Regions from separate parts of the Homo sapiens genome. Here all the other regions are linked to region 1. Evidence: chromatin contacts called from ENCODE Hi-C or POLR2A ChIA-PET data. All regions are on one chromosome and are shown on one strand. The core of a region is the stretch at or near the end of the contact, and the rest is flanking DNA. Distances in the headings are between cores, read along the strand shown. Region 1 holds the start of CNDP2 (carnosine dipeptidase 2). Region 2 holds the start of ZNF236 (zinc finger protein 236). Region 3 holds the start of MBP (myelin basic protein). Region 4 overlaps MBP (myelin basic protein). Region 5 has its middle 37 kb from the start of LINC00908. Region 6 overlaps MBP (myelin basic protein).

Region 1 (2,700 bases), core at 172-2,671:
GTAAGACTATTAAGTATAAAAATGTTACATTTAACAAAATTCTATGAGGGATGTGGAATAGAAATAAAAAATAAAAGAGGAGGCAGGGATGGGGGGGACGGGGTGGCTCACGCCTGTAATCCCAGCACTTTAGGAGGCTGAGGCGGGTGGATCAGTAGGTCAAGAAATCGAGACCATCTTGACCAATATGGTGAAACCCTGTCTCTACTAAAAATACAAAAATTAGCTGGGTGCGGTGGTGCGCACCTGCAGTCCCAGCTACTCGGGAGGCTGAGGCAGAATGGCTTGAACCTGGGAGGCGGAGCTTGCAGTGAGCTGAGACTGGGCTACTGCATTCCAGCATGGCAACAGAGCAAGACTCTGTCTCTAAATAAATAAATAAATAAATAAATAAATAAATATAAAAAGAGGAAACAAACCATGTAAATTTTAAGGGAGGAGACAATTTTAACATTTTACTTTATGTGGGAACGTATACATCTCTTACAACTATTAAATTCATTTTTAAAAAATAATAACTCCCGAGCCATCACTCCTTAAAGAATGTGGTAGTGGTACAAGTTTAAAGAAAGTCTTTTGAGAACACTCTATTGGAAAAGTGAGCAGACTAGGGAATAACAATTTTACCCCCAAGAATTGTTGTTAAGATTAAAAAGGAAAGCGCTGTCGCAGACGCTCAAACACGGTGCTGGCTCTGCTTCCTTCATCAGTTCCTAGGGTCATGGGACACAAATACTAAAATATTTCCACTACTGGTAACGATGCTGGCGAACGCTTTCCTAATCCAGTTCAGACCGACCTCTCATTGGAGCTTGTGTGACCCGCAGGAGTCCGTGCCCCGACTCCGCCGGGACTGAAACGCAACGGAAAGTGCAGTGCTGGATGCGCAAGGGAATGGGAGCGTCGTGGGACCTCCGGAGCCTGGGAGATCAGAGGGTGGAGTCAGGGCCCCCTAGTTTTGGACTCCATTGCCGCACTGCAGGCGACTTCTCGGACCCCACCGTTGAAGCACCAGGCCCCCCGCCCACCCAAGAGCAACCGGGAAGCACAGCACAAGCCCACAGCTCCGGACACGCGCTCCCGTGTGCCCTGCCTCCCCTGAATCCCAACCCACGAAATCTCCGCCCCCTCGCCACGCCCACATCCCCGTCTACCGTCGGGGAGGGGCGACGAGGCGAAAGCCTTGTGGACCAGGCCGGGATTGGTGGGCGGGACGGAAATGGAGCTGGGAGAGGTGACGTCACCTTCCGCACCTGGCTCAGGGCGGAAATGGGGCGGGGAGAGAGTGACACCACCCCTCTGCCTGTGGCTGGATTGGTGGGCGTGGCGGGGGCGTGGCGATGCCTGCCCTCCGGACAAGGCGGGGTTGGTGGCCAGGGCGACCGCGGGGCGGGCCAGCGCCGGGGGTCGTGGCCGGGACACGTGGTACGGAACCGGCGCCGCGCTTGCTGCTGGTAACAGGGCCTTGCCTAGTGGGCCTTCCTTCCCAGGTGGGTCTTCCTGATGGACCTTCCTTCCCGGGTGGGCGCCCTGAGCTGGGAACGGGCTGGGCGGGGAGGACCCGGGTCAGCGGCGAGAGTCACGCCTCATTCGTGGGGGAGCGTGGGGCGCCCGGCCGCAGCCAGGCGGGAACAATGGTGTCCGGGCTGTTCCCGAGCGCGCGGTCGGGGGCGGAGGCCCGTGACGGCCATGGCCCCGGGGCCTCTCGCACCTCCGGGCCACTCGTGTCCCAGCAGCGCCGAGCGCGTCCCCGGTACGCAGGGACAAGCTGGGCGGCGCACTTGGCCTGAGCCTGCGTGGCCCTCCCTGGTGGAGTCGAGTGGAACGACCCGGGTTGGAGATGGGGTTGCGGGGAGCCGAGCGCTGGTCAGGCCACACCCCTCCCCAGGGGCCTGCTGAGAACTCCAGCCTTTCTCCAACGGATCCCTTTCCCGGAGACCTGGGGTGGGGAGTGTGGCGGGACAGAAGCCTCCCAGGTTCAAAGGGCCCTGGACAGCGTCCCTAGCTCCCGCCAGCATTTGAGGCAGCGTTTAAGGCTATAGGAGGAAGCGTCTGAGGGGAGACAAAATTCCCATGCCAGCTTGATGGTCTGGGGCAGGTGTCTTATTCAATTGGCTTCAGTTTCCTCATCTGTGAAATAGAGACAATATTTGGTCCTCACAGACAGGGCCACCAAACCAAACTCCCCACCGCCTGCCAAGGTCAGATTCCGTAGATCATCCAAGCATAGACTGCAGGAAGAGGCGGAGAACCCGGGGCCTGCTACCAATACCTTCCTTGTCCCTAATGTTTGCAGGCAGGAGTGGAGGAAGAGAAGTCCACATTATGCTTAGGGATCAAGTTCTAGCTTGGGCAGATTGGAGATTCTTTTATTGGTTCTTAATCAGACATGAAGGTGTGATTCAGTTATTTGTGTTATATATGCCTTCAATTATCAAGGGACAGGGACTGAGATTCTCAGAACTAGAAGACTCATTTGTGTGTACTACTGACGGTTCCAGGTGCCACAGCAATTTCTCCTGCCCTCCACTAGTCTCAACATTTAAATCATGTTACTCCCTTGCCAGGCATGGTGGCTCATGTGTGTAACCTCGGCACTTTGGGAGACCAAGGCGGACAGATCGCTTGAGTCCAGGAGTTCGAGACCAGCCTGAGTAACACGAGCAAACCCCGTCTCTACAAAAAATACAAAAATTAGCT
Region 2 (2,700 bases), core at 128-2,627, 2.3 Mb after region 1:
AAGAATGACTCCTAGACACCGCTCAGCAATAAAAAGCACTTAAAATATTTATCAATATATAGATGAATTCCAACATAATTATGCTCAATGAACAGCCCCCACTTCCCTAAAGATTACGTGCGATACAATTCCATTTATATAAAACACCAAGAAAAACAGGTTGGGCACAGTGGCTCACATCTGCAATCCCAACACTTTGGGAGGCTGAGGCAGAGGGTCAATTGAAGCTAGGAGTTCCAGAGCAGGCTGGGCAACACAGAGAGACCCCATATGTTTAAAAAAAAACAAAAAGCTAGACATGGCGGTCCTCACCTGCAGTCTCAGCTACTCGGGAGGCTGAAGCAGTTGGATTGCTTAAGGGCAGGAGTTTGAGGCTACAGTGGGTCCCGATCGTGTCACTGCACTCCCGCCTGGGTGACAGAGCAAGCGAGACCCAGTCTGTATAAAAAGATATTTAAAAACTCCAGGAAATTCAAACTATAGTGACAAAAAGCAGATGGGTGGGAGGGGGAGGAGGGAAGGAGGGAGAGAGGAAAGGGTTACAGAGAGACGGGAGGAACATCTTCACTGTTGATTGTGATGATGGTTTCACAGTGTATACATGTGTCAAGATGTATCAAACTGCACACTTTAATTTGCGCCACTGCACTCCAGCCCAGGTGACAGAGTAAGGTCGCTTTCCCCGGGCTCGGCCGGCCTCTCCACCCGGCGCTCGGGTGCTGCGCTGCCTGTTCCTGTTGCCACTTCGTGTAAGTTAGCGCAGGCAACAACACACAAGACCAGCACACGTGAAATGGTCCATTTTAATGCACTGCCCCCAGGGAAAGGAACATTACCGGCTTCTGGCCATGTCGTCTTCCCAGTCCCAGATGGCGGTTCCGGGTTTGGGCTCCGAGGCCCTTCGCAGCACTAGGGCGGCGCGAGTAGGGCCGCCCTCCGAGCCATGCTGCGGTCCGAGGTGACGCGCGCACGCGAGTTCGCGGACACGCACGAGACGCCCGGGCCACGGAGGCGCGGGGCTGGCCCAGGGTCCCCGCCAGGCCGAGCTCTAGGGCTGCCGGCCCGGCCCGGTGACCCCCGCGCTCCCCTCCGTCCGCTAAGGCCCCGCGGCGCCGCGCATGCGCCCCGCCGCCGCCCCCGCCCCCACCGCGCCCGCGCCCGCGCCCAACGCCCCCACCGCGGCCCGCGGGCCATGGAACCTGCCAAGGCCGGCGCGGTTCGAGCGCTCCGGTGCGCGCGTTCAGGCGCCTTTCCCCCGTGAGCCCGGCGGCGCTCGGACCGGGCCGCCCGCCGCCGGGCAGCTCCGCCCGCCTCTAGCGCCGGCTGGGCGCGCCCCCGCCCCGGTGCCCGCGCGTGCGCGCCCCCGCCGCCGCGTGTGAGTGTGAGTGTGAGTGTGAGTGGGTGTGGGTGCGAGCCGGGCCGCCGACGATGCCGCGGGGCCGCCCCCCGAAGCCCAGGGAGAGCAAGGCGCGCGGCGACTCCGGTAAGGCCCGCGGCCGCGCCCTCGCGCCCCGCCGGCGGCCGGTGCGGGGCCCGCGCCCTGCCAGTCCCCGGATGCGGCGCGGGGGGCGCCGGGAGCGGCGGGGCGGGGGCGGGGGCCGCGCAGACCCGGGCCGCCGCCGCCGCCGACTGGCCGGGCGGGCCGCAGCGCGGGCGGAATGATACGGGCGAGTCGCCGCCCGGCCCCTCCGCGCGCTGGGCCTACTTTCCTGGGCCGGGCGGCGGCTGAGGCGGGAGGCGGGAGGCGGGTGAGGGAGCAGGCGGCCGCCTCCTGCGCGCGCCCTGCCCCCGCTGGCCCTGCCGCGGCCCGCGCTGAACTTGAGGGAAAGTGGCCGCCCCGTGTTCCGTCCCGGGGCCGGAGGGCCGCGGGGCGCGCTGGGGAGGCGGCCTGGCCAGAGCCCGGGCCTGCGGATACCGCGCCCCGGGCTCCTCCCGGACGGCGCCCCCGCCCGACCCTGCGCGGCGCCGGCTGCCCCGGGGACGTTGGGCTCGGCCCACAGGGAGGCCGTGGAGCGCGGGGTCGTGCACACAGTAGGCGCCAGCGTTGTCCGGGAAGCGCAGGGTCGTGCACACAGTGTGCTCCAGTGTTATCTGGGGCGCGCTGTGGGGCGTGCATACAGTAGGCGCCATTGTGATCCGGGAACTTGAACCCTGAGCCTCTGCAGACGCTGTGGGTAGTGCATACAGTAGGCGCCATTGTGATCCGGGGGGCTGGAACCCTGGGCATCTGGAGAGCGCTGTGGGTCGTGCAAACAGTAGGCACCATTGTGATCCGGGTAGCTTGAACCTGGAGCTTCTGGAGAGCGCTGTGGGTCGTGCATACAGTAGGCATCAGTGTTATGTGGGGAGCGCTAGATCGTGCACACAGTAGGCGTCAGGAAGTGTTTTCCCCAGTAATTTATTCTCCATGGTACTTTGCTAAAGTCATGAAATAACTCAGATTTTGTTTTCCAAGGAAGGAGAAAGGCCCAGAATTTAAGAGCAGGCAGACACACAACCGGGCACCCCCAGACCCTGGCCCTTCCAGCAGTCAGGAATTGACTTGCCTTCCAAAGCCCCAGCCCGGAGCTTGAGGAACGGACTTTCCTGCGCAGGGGGATCGGGGCGCACTCGCCGGTGCCGCGGTTCCCAGGTCGAGGGCAGTGGGGTAGGGGGCGCCGCGCTTTTTCTCGCGGGCGCCGTGGTTCCCGTGCGGCCTTG
Region 3 (2,700 bases), core at 54-2,553, 2.6 Mb after region 1:
AGCGAGCCCACGCGCCCCTCACCCACGCGCAGAGAAACCGAGCACTTGTTGATTCTCACGTTGTTGCAATTGGAAAACGGAACAAGGAACCAGAGCTCGCCTGTTTCCAGCCAGAGTCGCACGGGGGTCCCCAAAGACGCTTGAACCTTTTCCCAAGCCCCACTCCACCTTCCAAAACGGGGGGGCTCAGGTGGACGCGAAAGGACACAAGGCGCTGCCCCCAGCACCCCGGAAAATCTAGTGTGGCGGCAAATGACCGCAGGTCACACACCCCGGCCTCGGGGGCCACGGAAAACGGACGCACCCGGCCCAGGACAGGCAGTGGGGCCCAGGAGGGGACTGCCGGGAAGACCCGGGCGGGCCGGCGGGCGGCTGCGGGCGGCGCACGTGGGCCCAGGTGGGCGCAGCGACGGGCCCGGCCGAAGAGCCCGAGACAGGCCCTGCGAAGGCGGAAGCCCGGACCCGGGCTCTCCTGGCCGCCCCTGGAGCTCAGAGGGAGACTGCGCTTCGCCCCGGGGGCAGGGGCAGGAGCGCGATCGCGCGCGGGGCCCCCGGGGTGTGATTAGCAGGCGCCGCGAGCCGGGAGGACCCCCCAGCCCGCCCTGGCAGCCAGCACCCTCTCCACACCCGCCCAGAGTGGCCGCTTTTGACCGCCGTCCCCTCCCACCCTAGACTCCTCCCCTCAGCCCCACGGCCCGAGGCCGAGCGGTTTCAGCGACCCTGGGACCGCCGGGCCTGGCTGGAGTCCACCCCTGGACACCTGTCAGGGTCGGGCCCCGGCGCTGTAAACCCGCGTCTACACCCGCGCCCAGCCCCCGCGCAATGGGGATCGGGGGCGGCGACTTGGGTTCGGGTCAGGGAGGCCGCCGGCTGCTACCTGCTCGGCCACCTGCTCCGCTGCCTAGGTTCTCCCTGCGCGTCCCCAGCCAAGAAAGGGACCCGGAGTCCGGGCGTCGGGATAGCTCCTGTCCCCGATCTTGCGCCCCCGGCTCCCGCGGGGCTCCGGTCCGGGGTCCCGCCCAGGTCTCCGCGGTCCCCACTCGGAGGGGCACAGAGACAAAGGCGGCAGAGCAGCCCGCCCGTCCCCGAGGGTCACCCACCGGCGCTGCGCTCGTTGCTCCGAGGCCGAGGGGCGCCGCGGGGTCCAAGGCCCTGCTCCGCCTGCCCAGGCCCGGGCAGGCTGGTCTCGGCTTCAAGCGCCCACGCGCGGGGTCCCCGGGCAGCCTGCTTCGCCTTCCGGGGTCGGGAGACAGGGGCCGCCGGGGCCGGAGGCTGCTTCTCTCTGGCGCGCGGCGGCGGTGACTGACGGCGGCGGCTCCGAGGGACGGGCGCGCACCCAGCTCCCCGGCCCCGCCTCCCCGGGCTTCCTGCGAGCCAGGTAAACACAGGCCGATCCCGCCGGGCCCGCCCCACCTGGACGCGGCCGCCGGCGCCGCCCCGGGAGCTCGGAGGACCCCGGGCCCGCTCTGCCCACGCGGAACTTGGGGGGCGCACGGGGCCCACGCGCAGGGTCAGACCTCGGAGGGGCGGCCTGGAGCCTCGCCCGCTGCCGAACTGGGCTCCGAACTGCGGCCCGTCGACCCTTCCCGTTCGGAGGCTTGGCCTCCGAACCCACCCCGACCCCGACCTCGACCTCGCGGGAGGGGTGCCAGGCCGCATCTCCCCGCGTCCTCAGGGGCTGGAAACCCCAGAAACTGCCGATAGACTTGGCGCAGCCCCGGCCCTGCAGGAGGAGAGTCAGCCCGGCCTGGAGGCGAAAGGAGCCGGCAGGTCCTCCCAAGGCACTCCCTCCCTCCCCTGGAGCCCAGGCCAGGCCCATGTCCGGCTGGCAGGTGCTCCTCTGGGAGCTGGGAGCTGGGAGCTGGGAGCTAGGGGCGCACCTTCTCCTGCAGGACCGGCGCAGGAAGCGTGCGCGGAAAAGACAGCAAAACACGCGCAGGTGCGAGGAAGCAGCCTGGTCCTGCAGCCCAGAGACATCGTGGTCTTCGTCGCTGTCTTGTTAAAAAGAAAAAGCCTGCTGTTTAGCCGTGACTCACCTGCACACAGATTTAGTGGTCAGAGATCTTTCTCTGGATTCTCAGCCTCCTGATGGTGGAAGAGGAGGAGGTTGGGGGAGTCCCAGAATGAGGCCCCGCGTTCCTCCTGACCTACACCCCCAGTCAGGGATCTGGATCTGGAGCTTCCAGGGGACCTGGAGCAGCCTGGGACCCACACAGTTTGTTAGGAAGTGAGGGAGAGGGGTGAGCGCTGTCCCGGCCCGCGCTGGGAGGCGGGACTCAGACTTCAGCACGGGGTCGGGGTTTCGGCCTAAAACCAGCCTCCCCCAAAGCCCCGGAGGATTTAGCAACTGTCTTCAAATGCTGGCAACTGGAAGAGAAATACTTCCACAACGACGCAAAAGCATTCAGTCTGGTCGTTTCCTCAGGAGAGATTTTCAAGTGGAGGGGGCAGGAGGGTTCTGAGACTTTGAGGCTGAAGGTGAGGAGGGAAAAGGGTGCCAAAGATAGTGTGTTTCTCCAATTTTTCTGCCCCACAACCTCACTTTAAGTCAAGGATGAGCGGAGTGGGCGTGGGAGGCTGGACAGCTGCCCTAGGAGCACGGGTGGTGACAATGAACCCGGGTGCACCCAGGTCCCAGCTCAAGTCACTCAAAGCTCAGGCTGGGGAAGCTGGAACACTAAAATGGGTCCCATTTTAGAT
Region 4 (2,700 bases), core at 92-2,591, 2.6 Mb after region 1:
GGGTCTTACTCTGTTGCCCAGGCTGGAGTGCAGTGGTGTGATCATGGCTCACCGTAGCCTCGACCTCTCCAGGCTCAGGTGATCTTTCCACCTCAGCTTTCCGAGTAGCTGGGACTGTAGGTGCACAGCACCATGCCCAGCTAATTTTTTGATTTTTTTGTAGAGATAAGGTCTCACTTTGTTGTCCAGGCTGGTCTCGAACTCCTAGGCTCAAGCAATCTGCCTGCTTCAGCCTCCCGCAGTGCTGGGATTCCAGGTGTGGGCCACCGCACCTGGCCTCGTTTGGTGTTTTGAACATGTAGTGAATCATCCCCAGGAGGCTTAGCTATCACCAGAAAACCCCAAAGAGTAAGCCCACAGCTCAGCAGATCCACAGCATTCAGAGAAAGCTGAGGGACAAAAGCCACAAGCAGCCTGGCACATGGGCACGTTCTGAGCGCTTGCTGACCCTCCCAAAGGTAACTGCCCAGCCCCTTTGATTCACACTGCCAAAAAGGAATGAATTCCTCCAGTAGCCAGTGAAGCCAAGTGTCTTACGTCCTAAGGACCAAGGACTGCCAGGCAGGCAAAGACTGCCTAAGACAGGGCATCCCTCTGTGGGTGGGTCTTGCCCCCTGCCCCTCTCCTGGCATTGAGGCACGTCCCTGGGTTCTCCAGGGCAGCTGGCACCCTTTCCTTCTTGGGTTCTGCCAAGTTCTGTAGTAAGATGGAGAACCAAATACAAAATGGGCAGAGTGATAGAAAGCTGGTAAATTAGTGAGGCAGGACCATTTGGAAACCAAATTTCCCTGCAACTTAAAAAACACAGGGAGTCAAAGGCAGAACAGGAGTTTCTTCGTTTCTGAGAAGGAGCGCTGTGCCCTGAACCTGCGCCTGCCTGGAGGAAGTTACACTCCATCCGCATGAGTGAATCATGAGTCAGGAGGGCAGGCTGCCCACTCCTCTGATGGGCGGAGTGCTTCTGCCTGAATCTGATGTCTCCTGTTCTGACCCTCAACTGGCCCAGGAAGGTGGCTCAACCACTTGTTACCAGGGACCTGCACCCCATATGAGTGGACTAACACTGCAACTCCAGAAAAGTGTCTTTTTTTCACCAATCAGAGACATTCCACAGTTAACCCTTTAGTTAGTTTCTCTTCCTCTTACATCCTGCCGTGGCTTATTCGGGATGAGAGAGAAGCAAATTTCAAAGCCCTGAGTCACTGAGGGCAAAACTTGCAAAGGAGACTGGAAGCTCCTGCAGGCAACAGACGAGGCCTCCCCACCACCTCCCCAGCAGCCAACGGCACCTAAAGCCTGCTCAGGAAACTGAGCTTTTATGTGAAAAAGAAGTTAGGAAATAGGTATGATTCATTTACTCTTTCGAACATCTGTAAGCCAGTTATGTGCTGGGGATGCTCCAGGCTTAGAGACGGAGGCATCAGAGAGAGGAAAGTTCCCTCCTTGATATAGGAGGGGAAGAAGTCGGATGATAAACAAATCACCAGGATCTGTATCAGAGCACTCAGCCGCAGGCTCTATGACAGCAGAGGAAAGAATCATCTAGTGTGGGTGGGGAGAGGTGGAGAAGGTGGCAGCAGGGTGGGAAGGAGGGGGCCCTCAGCAGCCTGGGCCGGGCAGTGGGGCAGAGGCAGTGTGTGGGGTAGACCGGGCAGCCCCCACCGCAGCTGCCCTCCCTGCTGACAGATCAGTAACCAGCACCTGAAACTGACAGAAACTTTCCTTGACTCTCTCATAAGGGGGAAAAATGCCTCCCAGAATCACACACAGAAATGTGCAGAGTGGTAGGTGACACGGCTGGAGCTCATGTCACGTTTTCTTTTGTGATTCAAGTTTAATGCTCTACTAAGCTATGCAGCATCACAGAACATGTACATGTACTTGGAAGGGCACAAAATATTTCCCATCAAGTTTAAAGGAAAGAAAAAAAAGCTCTTACTTCTTAAAACTACCTACAGGAACCATAGTTTTAACATTTCCAAGTTTTGAGGTTTTTAAATGATCAGAACTTTAAACATGAGATTTCAGAAAACAAAAGCCTCAGCATGGGCTTTGCTATGGCTCAAAATCTTACTCTGATAGCATTAAACAAATTAAAAACATATGTGGGTGTTTTACAGCGTCAAACAACAGGAAAGAAACTGTACACCACAGAGAGGTTTCTTGAAACTGGAGTTGCAAATCAGTCATTCTAAGACTTAAAATACCAACAGTGTTAACAGCCTAGAGGCCTCTGAGCAGAGCTGTTTTTTCCACTTTCACTTTAGGTGAAACTTAATCCTCCTGGTGCAGATACTGTATCCAAGCCATGTTCTTAATAAATTAGTAACTTAATACATTTATGGTTGTTATTGCTAATTATAATGCTGACATTATCAGTAATACAGTTTAAGTATGGGCTGAACAAAATAATGAGTCACCCTCCCATTCAACATTGACTAGAACCATTTACATATTTATAAAATTAGTCTTTCTAAATCCTTAGGTAAGAAACTAAATACTGTTTATCACTTTAATCAAGATAAAATATACACAGGAACAGTATATAGTCACCTACTCGCCTTCCATGGATGATTTGAAAGCAAATCATGGAAAATTACTCATGTGGCTGACATAGAAATTAAGTACAAATCAGAGAAGGCCCCATTTCTTCCAAGTTTATTATTACTATTAAATAAAAACGCACTACAGACCTCAGCG
Region 5 (2,700 bases), core at 38-2,537, 2.1 Mb after region 1:
CTATAGTGGTGGATGCAGTTGATGTTAAAGAGACTTGGGTCAGAATTCCATCTCAGCTGCTTCCTAGCTCTGTTACCTTGGGCATATCCCTTGGCCTCTTCACCTTCCATTTCTGCATCCGTAAAATGGACATATTCATACCGATTTGGCAAGATTCCTGCTGGGGGTTGGTGATCGAGATCATCTGTGTGCAACCTCCTAACAGGATCTCCAGGGCGTCTGGTCCTGTGCAGAGCTCACATCTCTGTGGGCTTCTTGTCTTGCCTCTCAAAGCTAGATGTTAGGTGTCAGGAGGTGTTGGCCTCCTGGGAGCTAGAATATTGCCTTCCAAATTTTCCAAAGCTTTTTAACATATTAGGAAGCCTAAGATATGTTAGCCAGAGTGATAGGTCAATTCACTAACCTTGAAGGCTTGAAAAAAAAATTGCTGATTCATTTTGTTTGCTGAGTACAGACTTTCAGTATTTTTGTGCTAAAGAAGATTTATTTAACATTTTATCATTTAATTAAAGAAAGCATGTTTATAATCAGTTTGTGCCTGTCCCAAATTGTCCCTTTGTCTTCCCAGACTTTGTCAGAAATTCCCTTTCTCGGAGCAAAAATGCTTTTGTGCAGGCAACATTTCTTAGATGTTTTTGTACTTAGAGTTTGACTTGAGGATATTTGTGGATGGGACTCAGATTTCAGAGTGTGGGAGGAGAAGAGGTCTGGCCAATGAGGAGGCGGCTTTGCTCGGGTCATTTGCATCTGGCCGCCCAGGTTCCAGCAGCTCCATCGCGTTGGTGAAATATATCCTTTAGGGGATGTCACGGCTTTGGTTAAGTTTTCCTTTTTACTCCTTAGCTGCTAGCGCAGTTTTAATGATAGCTGTTTCACATGTGCATGCGGCACTCATGTGGGCAGAGCTGTCAGAAGACTGTAAAGTCTCAACCATCCTGCGATTGCTTGCACCTGAGGAAGACGGAATGACGATGTTCTGCGCCATGGTATTCCTTTGCTCATTCATACACTGATTTATGGCTCGTTGTTTTCCTTTGGCTCAAGGTGACATCAGTACCTACAAAAAGGCAAATATACGTGAGAATGCTTTTATAGCAAAATCCTTGTTTGCAAAGGTAATGATGTTCTAAAACTGGAAAAAATGCAACTCAGGCAAAAGGAAGAAACCCTAGCGTGACTTTTTCTTCCTAGCTTTTGTGGGTAGTGAAGTTTTTCTCAACATGCTATCAGATTGGTTCCATTATTTAAAAGTATTTTTAACACAGGAAAAAGTTTCGTGTTTTGTATTTCGCAATGCGATTCGATCATCTTCCGCTGTTCCAGATGGTGGCTTGCACCGTGCAATCAGGCTGGATCTTACACAAGAATCCATTCCAAACCCTGAATAAGGGCCCAAGCCCAGAGAGGGACTTGTGTATCCATTGCCACAGGAGCATTACAGAAACATGCCCCCTAGGCTTGGACACCGTGGAATTCAGGGAGCAATTCTAGCTAGGAATAGTAGGGAGATAAAGATTTGTTGTTGTTGTTGTTGTTGTTGTTTGTTTTTTTGAGACAGAGTCTCACTCTGTCACCCAGGCTGGAGTGCAGTGGCGCGATCTCGGCTCACTGCAAGCTCCGCCTCCCGGGTTCAAGTGATTCTCCTGCCTCAGCCTCCCGAGTAGCTGGGACTACAGGCGTCCACCACCAGGCCCGGCTAATTTTTTGTATTTTTAGTAGAGACGGGGTTTCACCATGTTGGCCAGGATGGCCTCAATCTCTTGACCTTGTGATCCGCCCGCCTCGGCCTCCCAAAGTGCTGGGATGACAGGCGTGAGCCCCCGCGCCCTGCCATGACGGGACTTTCTGACGTGGCGCTGTGTCTGGGCTCGCCCTTTCCTCGGATCCCACCTCTCCGGAGGACGGGGAGAGTGCTGGGTAATCCTGGGAGTTCCTAAAAGCCAGCACAGAAGGCAGGGGTTTCTTTCTCTGGGGGACTTCGGAGGAGGTGGCCACTGGTCTGAGAAAGTCTAAGTGTAGGTTGGGACTTCGGTCAACTGGGACTTAACTATGCCACTCAAACTGGTGTGCATGCAATGCCACTTCTGCTGGGTCTGAAGAGGGAGGCCCTGCACCAAGGCCACGTTCATAAGACACAGGGTGGAGAAGAGAGATGGCATCCCATGGGGAGAGCTTGTCTCCCAAAGACTGGTCCATCTGTTGAAAGAGGCTGTCCTCTCCCCTTATTTCCTGAGGAGCTGCCCAGGAGGGCTCCCTGCTTCCCTCTGGCCTTCACATTGGCCACCGGGACCAGGAGGAGCCCTCCCTCTTCCCTTCCCCTACCTGTCTCTCTCTCTCTGTCTCTCTCTCTGTATCTCTTTGTCTCTGTTTCGCTCTGTCTCTCTCTCTATGCCTCTCTCTGTCTTCCTCTTTCTGCTTCTCGTTGTCTTTCTCTTTGTTTCTGTCTTTCTGTCTTTCTCCCTCTTTCTGTCTCTCTCCCCCATTCCCCCGTCTCTCTGTCTCTCTTTCTTTGTCTCTCTCTCCTTCTCTCTGTCTCTCTCTCACTGTCTCTGTCTCTGTCTCTTTCTGTCTCTGTCTCTCCCAATCTCTTTGTCTCTCTCCCTCTCTCTGTCTCTCTCCCCACCCCCACGTCTGTCTCTTTCTCTGTCTCTTTCTCCTTCTGTCTCTCTCTCTCTCTGTCTCTCTCTCTCCCTGACGGTG
Region 6 (2,700 bases), core at 129-2,628, 2.6 Mb after region 1:
CCACGCTAGACCTCAGCTGCCTGCCCTGGATCATTTGAAAAAGGGGAACTTTTAGTTTCCTGCTAAATAGAAGGCCCCAAAAGAAGCCAACCAATGCCGTGTCCCCGTGATAGGCCAGCGTGGCTGTCCCAGAAGCAGAGAGGGGAACAGCACAGGCTCGCATGTCTCCAGGGAGCTCAACACCAGATGGCTTAGTGATAGGAGCCCTGGCTGAGGGTGGCCGCATCTGCAGTGACATGGCTGCTTCCCACTTCCCTGCACCTGTCCTCATGGTGGCTGCTTCAGGGGAGGGGTGGGCAGGGGCCCCACTGCAGGTCCAGCCAAGGGGCACACAGAAGCTGGACATTTGCACACTCAGCTGGGTCGGGACTGAGCTCCGTCCTCAGCCCCTGCAGCCAAGACGCCAGTGTCAGCCGGTATGCTCCGCTACGGGGGCTGGCTGTGGTTTCAGAGTCTCACCCTAATTCCAAAGAACAAAAGCATCTCTCGAGTTCCAGGGACATTTTGTCAGTTGGAACAGCATTTCTATAGTGTGCACCCCACATGCTATGTGCACACATCACAAAGCACACACGGGTACTCTTACACACACACACTCTGATGCACGAGCTGCGGGCACTTCTGTGCATCACTTGCTGAGCTGTAGCATAGAGGCAGAATTCCTTACAGGGAAGAGTTCAGGCCTCAGGCACACTGTCTGCTGGCATTTTATGTGGAACACTGCCATGTGCAAATGAAGTCTTTGAGACAGGAGAGGAGAGAGCAGCAGGGACGAGGGGTGTCCCACCTGTCACTCAGTCATCCAGCAAATATTGATGAAGCTCGTCCCATGAGCCGGGCCTGCGTCTAGGTGCTGGGATATCTCAGCGAACAAAACAGACAGATGTCCCTGCCTTCATGGGGCTCACTTTCCATCCGGAGTCGGGGCTCGGACAATAAACAACATAATCAGGGACTGTGACAGAGGTGACTGTACTGCCCCACTCTGCATCCTTCTTCCTCTTGGCCCCCTCCTCGAGGTGGGGCCACATGATGCTTCTGGCCATCAGAACTTGAGTGGACGCGATGACTGCCCCTCGGCCTGGTCTGCAGGGTGCTTGGCCCTTGGGCTGTCCTCCCGGTCCCTCCCCGCCCTGCCCTCCGATGGCAGAGACTCTATGTGGAAGCCACAGGACTCTCCCAGGCACACTGGATGGAGAGCCGCCTGGCCCTCGCTGAGCTATGATGTGAGTGGACATCACCTTGAGCCTCAGAGATTTAGGAGTTCCTCTGGCAGGCCTGCAGAGCCCACCTGCGCTGACACAGCTGCACTTCTAAGTGGGAGATGTCAACGAGAAGGGACATGGAGCGAAGAGCTCACCCCCGGATATCTGGGCAAGAGACTTAAGGAGGAGGGCAGAGCTTGTGCTTCAGCCACACCCAGGAGGCTGCGGGAGGGAGGGGCCGCAGGAGATGTGGTTGGAGAGGCCCCTGGGGAACAGGTGGAGGGGATTTGAGCAGGGAGCGAGGTGCTCAGCAGCTAGCTGGCAGGGAGAACCAACAGGGATGGATCAGGATGGAGGCTGGGACCCACTTAATCACCCAGGTGGGCAGAGGAGGGCTTGGGCCTTGGTGATGGGAGAGGTGCTTGCTAAGTATCAGAGCTTCCCTGGGTCCTTGGCACAATCAGCCATCAGTGCTCTCAGCAAAGACATAGAAATAGTGCTCCTCATTTTGTACCTGGATAAGGGGAGAGCTCAAGTTCCAATCCCTGTTAGCGGCGGGTGACACAACCATGCACACATCTCAAATTCCAATTCCTGTTAGCGGCGGGTGACGTCACCATGCACACATCTCAAGTTCCAGTTCCTGTTAGCGGTGGGTAATGTCACCATGCACACATCCTGTTTTCTCCTGCTCTGCCACTGTGATCTCCAGATGATCAATTTCATATTATCAGGAAAATGACCTTTGGCACAGAAAGCCCAGAGGAGAAGGTGAGGGACTTGCATGCACGCACACATTTAAATGTCAACATTCTATGGAATTCAGTATCATAAAGGTATGCAAACCATGGGAAGTAATCATGAGTTTGCTCTGGGAGGCCCCGCAGTTAGAAGGGAACCTTCTGGGCACGCACATCGTGGATGGAGACAGAGGAACGGCAGCGCCGCCTGCTGCTGCTGGGCCCTGCGTGTCTGTACCACCTTCTGTGGTAGAGAAAACAGCAGGCGGCTTTGCTGCAAACTCCAGCACAGCCTCTGTGTGGGAGGAGCAGGGTCAGCAGAAACCCAGAGGCAGGAAGGAGCTGAGCTGAGCTGGTGCAAGAGTGTCCTGCCCTGGGAGGAAGTGGCTTTGTACCAACTGATAAAATGCCCAGAGTAGGGGGCACATAACTGTAAACTTCTAGAACCCACATCCTCAAAGCCCAACCCCTGACCCAGGAGGTGCATGGGTGGCTGTTCCCTCCCAGCCCAGTGCCACCTCTGCCATCCTCCCTGGCTGGGAAAGATGAACTGCGCTTAAAATGGGCTCAGTTTTCTTTTTCCTTTCTTTCCTTCCTTTCCTTCCATTCCTTCCCTTTCTTTCCCTTTCTTTTCATCCTTCCTTCCTTTTCTTTCTCTTTCTTTCTCTCTCTCTCTCTCTTTCTTTCTCTTTTTTTAACCTAGTAATTGCTTTTCACATCTGCTGGTGGGCTGCTATCTTTCATAGGATAACTTC

Evidence for each region. Hi-C counts contacts between places; a loop is a spot of excess contacts on that map. ChIA-PET counts read pairs that join two places held with the same protein, here RNA polymerase II (POLR2A). Pooled maps may share reads with other maps.
Region 2: a loop to region 1 is called in a map of CD8-positive, alpha-beta T cell, with 17 times the contacts of the local background. The contact joins the promoter of ZNF236 here to the promoter of CNDP2 in region 1. A Hi-C loop is called at or near these places in 5 of 168 maps with a recorded cell type or tissue (CD4-positive, alpha-beta T cell, CD4-positive, alpha-beta memory T cell, CD8-positive, alpha-beta T cell and 1 more), 8 of 37 single-sample maps with no recorded cell type and 21 of 50 pooled maps.
Region 3: a pooled map shows a loop between it and region 1 (14-fold over the local background). The contact joins the promoter of MBP here to the promoter of CNDP2 in region 1. A Hi-C loop is called at or near these places in 3 of 37 single-sample maps with no recorded cell type and 9 of 50 pooled maps.
Region 4: a loop to region 1 is called in a pooled map, with 8 times the contacts of the local background. The contact joins the enhancer-like site here to the promoter of CNDP2 in region 1. A Hi-C loop is called at or near these places in 1 of 168 maps with a recorded cell type or tissue (sciatic nerve), 5 of 37 single-sample maps with no recorded cell type and 8 of 50 pooled maps.
Region 5: a map of mammary epithelial cell shows a loop between it and region 1 (16-fold over the local background). The contact joins the enhancer-like site here to the promoter of CNDP2 in region 1. A Hi-C loop is called at or near these places in 2 of 168 maps with a recorded cell type or tissue (ascending aorta and mammary epithelial cell). POLR2A ChIA-PET finds 5 or more read pairs at or near these places in 1 of 52 experiments (MCF 10A).
Region 6: a map with no recorded cell type shows a loop between it and region 1 (9-fold over the local background). The contact joins the enhancer-like site here to the promoter of CNDP2 in region 1. A Hi-C loop is called at or near these places in 1 of 168 maps with a recorded cell type or tissue (CD4-positive, alpha-beta memory T cell), 5 of 37 single-sample maps with no recorded cell type and 10 of 50 pooled maps.

What each region holds. Positions count from the first base shown.
Region 1 is chr18:74,494,942-74,497,641 of GRCh38, forward strand. CNDP2 (carnosine dipeptidase 2) reads left to right here and starts at 1,422. Exons shown (of 12, transcript NM_018235.3): 1 at 1,422-1,490. RefSeq lists enhancers at 708-977, 1,535-2,047, 2,431-2,530 and silencers at 1,248-1,757, 1,888-1,937.
Region 2 is chr18:76,821,180-76,823,879 of GRCh38, forward strand. It overlaps ZNF236 (zinc finger protein 236), which reads left to right and starts at 1,378. Exons shown (of 31, transcript NM_001306089.2): 1 at 1,378-1,483. The coding sequence starts at 1,429. ZNF236-DT (ZNF236 divergent transcript) reads right to left here and starts at 1,116. Exons shown (of 3, transcript NR_040024.1): 1 at 837-1,116. RefSeq lists enhancers at 660-739, 780-889 and silencers at 960-1,149, 1,270-2,009.
Region 3 is chr18:77,131,480-77,134,179 of GRCh38, forward strand. It overlaps MBP (myelin basic protein), which reads right to left and starts at 1,304. Exons shown (of 9, transcript NM_001025101.2): 1 at 1,101-1,304. RefSeq lists a silencer at 269-1,568.
Region 4 is chr18:77,100,575-77,103,274 of GRCh38, forward strand. All of the region lies in intron 2 of MBP (myelin basic protein), which reads right to left. Among named protein-coding and RNA genes, the nearest start is that of MBP, 31 kb to the right of the region's middle. RefSeq lists enhancers at 967-1,096, 1,187-1,256 and a silencer at 1,547-1,666. Within about 2 kb of position 1,342, at least 38 of the 41 ENCODE cell types and tissues checked have a DNase peak (open chromatin) inside an H3K27ac peak, as active enhancers do.
Region 5 is chr18:76,564,649-76,567,348 of GRCh38, forward strand. No RefSeq gene overlaps it. Among named protein-coding and RNA genes, the nearest start is that of LINC00908, 37 kb to the left of the region's middle. Within about 2 kb of position 1,288, at least 28 of the 41 ENCODE cell types and tissues checked have a DNase peak (open chromatin) inside an H3K27ac peak, as active enhancers do; they include ascending aorta and mammary epithelial cell, where a contact is called at or near this core.
Region 6 is chr18:77,052,978-77,055,677 of GRCh38, forward strand. All of the region lies in intron 3 of MBP (myelin basic protein), which reads right to left. Among named protein-coding and RNA genes, the nearest start is that of MBP-AS1, 74 kb to the left of the region's middle. RefSeq lists enhancers at 122-622, 1,728-2,629, 2,023-2,072, 2,123-2,252. Within about 2 kb of position 1,379, at least 38 of the 41 ENCODE cell types and tissues checked have a DNase peak (open chromatin) inside an H3K27ac peak, as active enhancers do.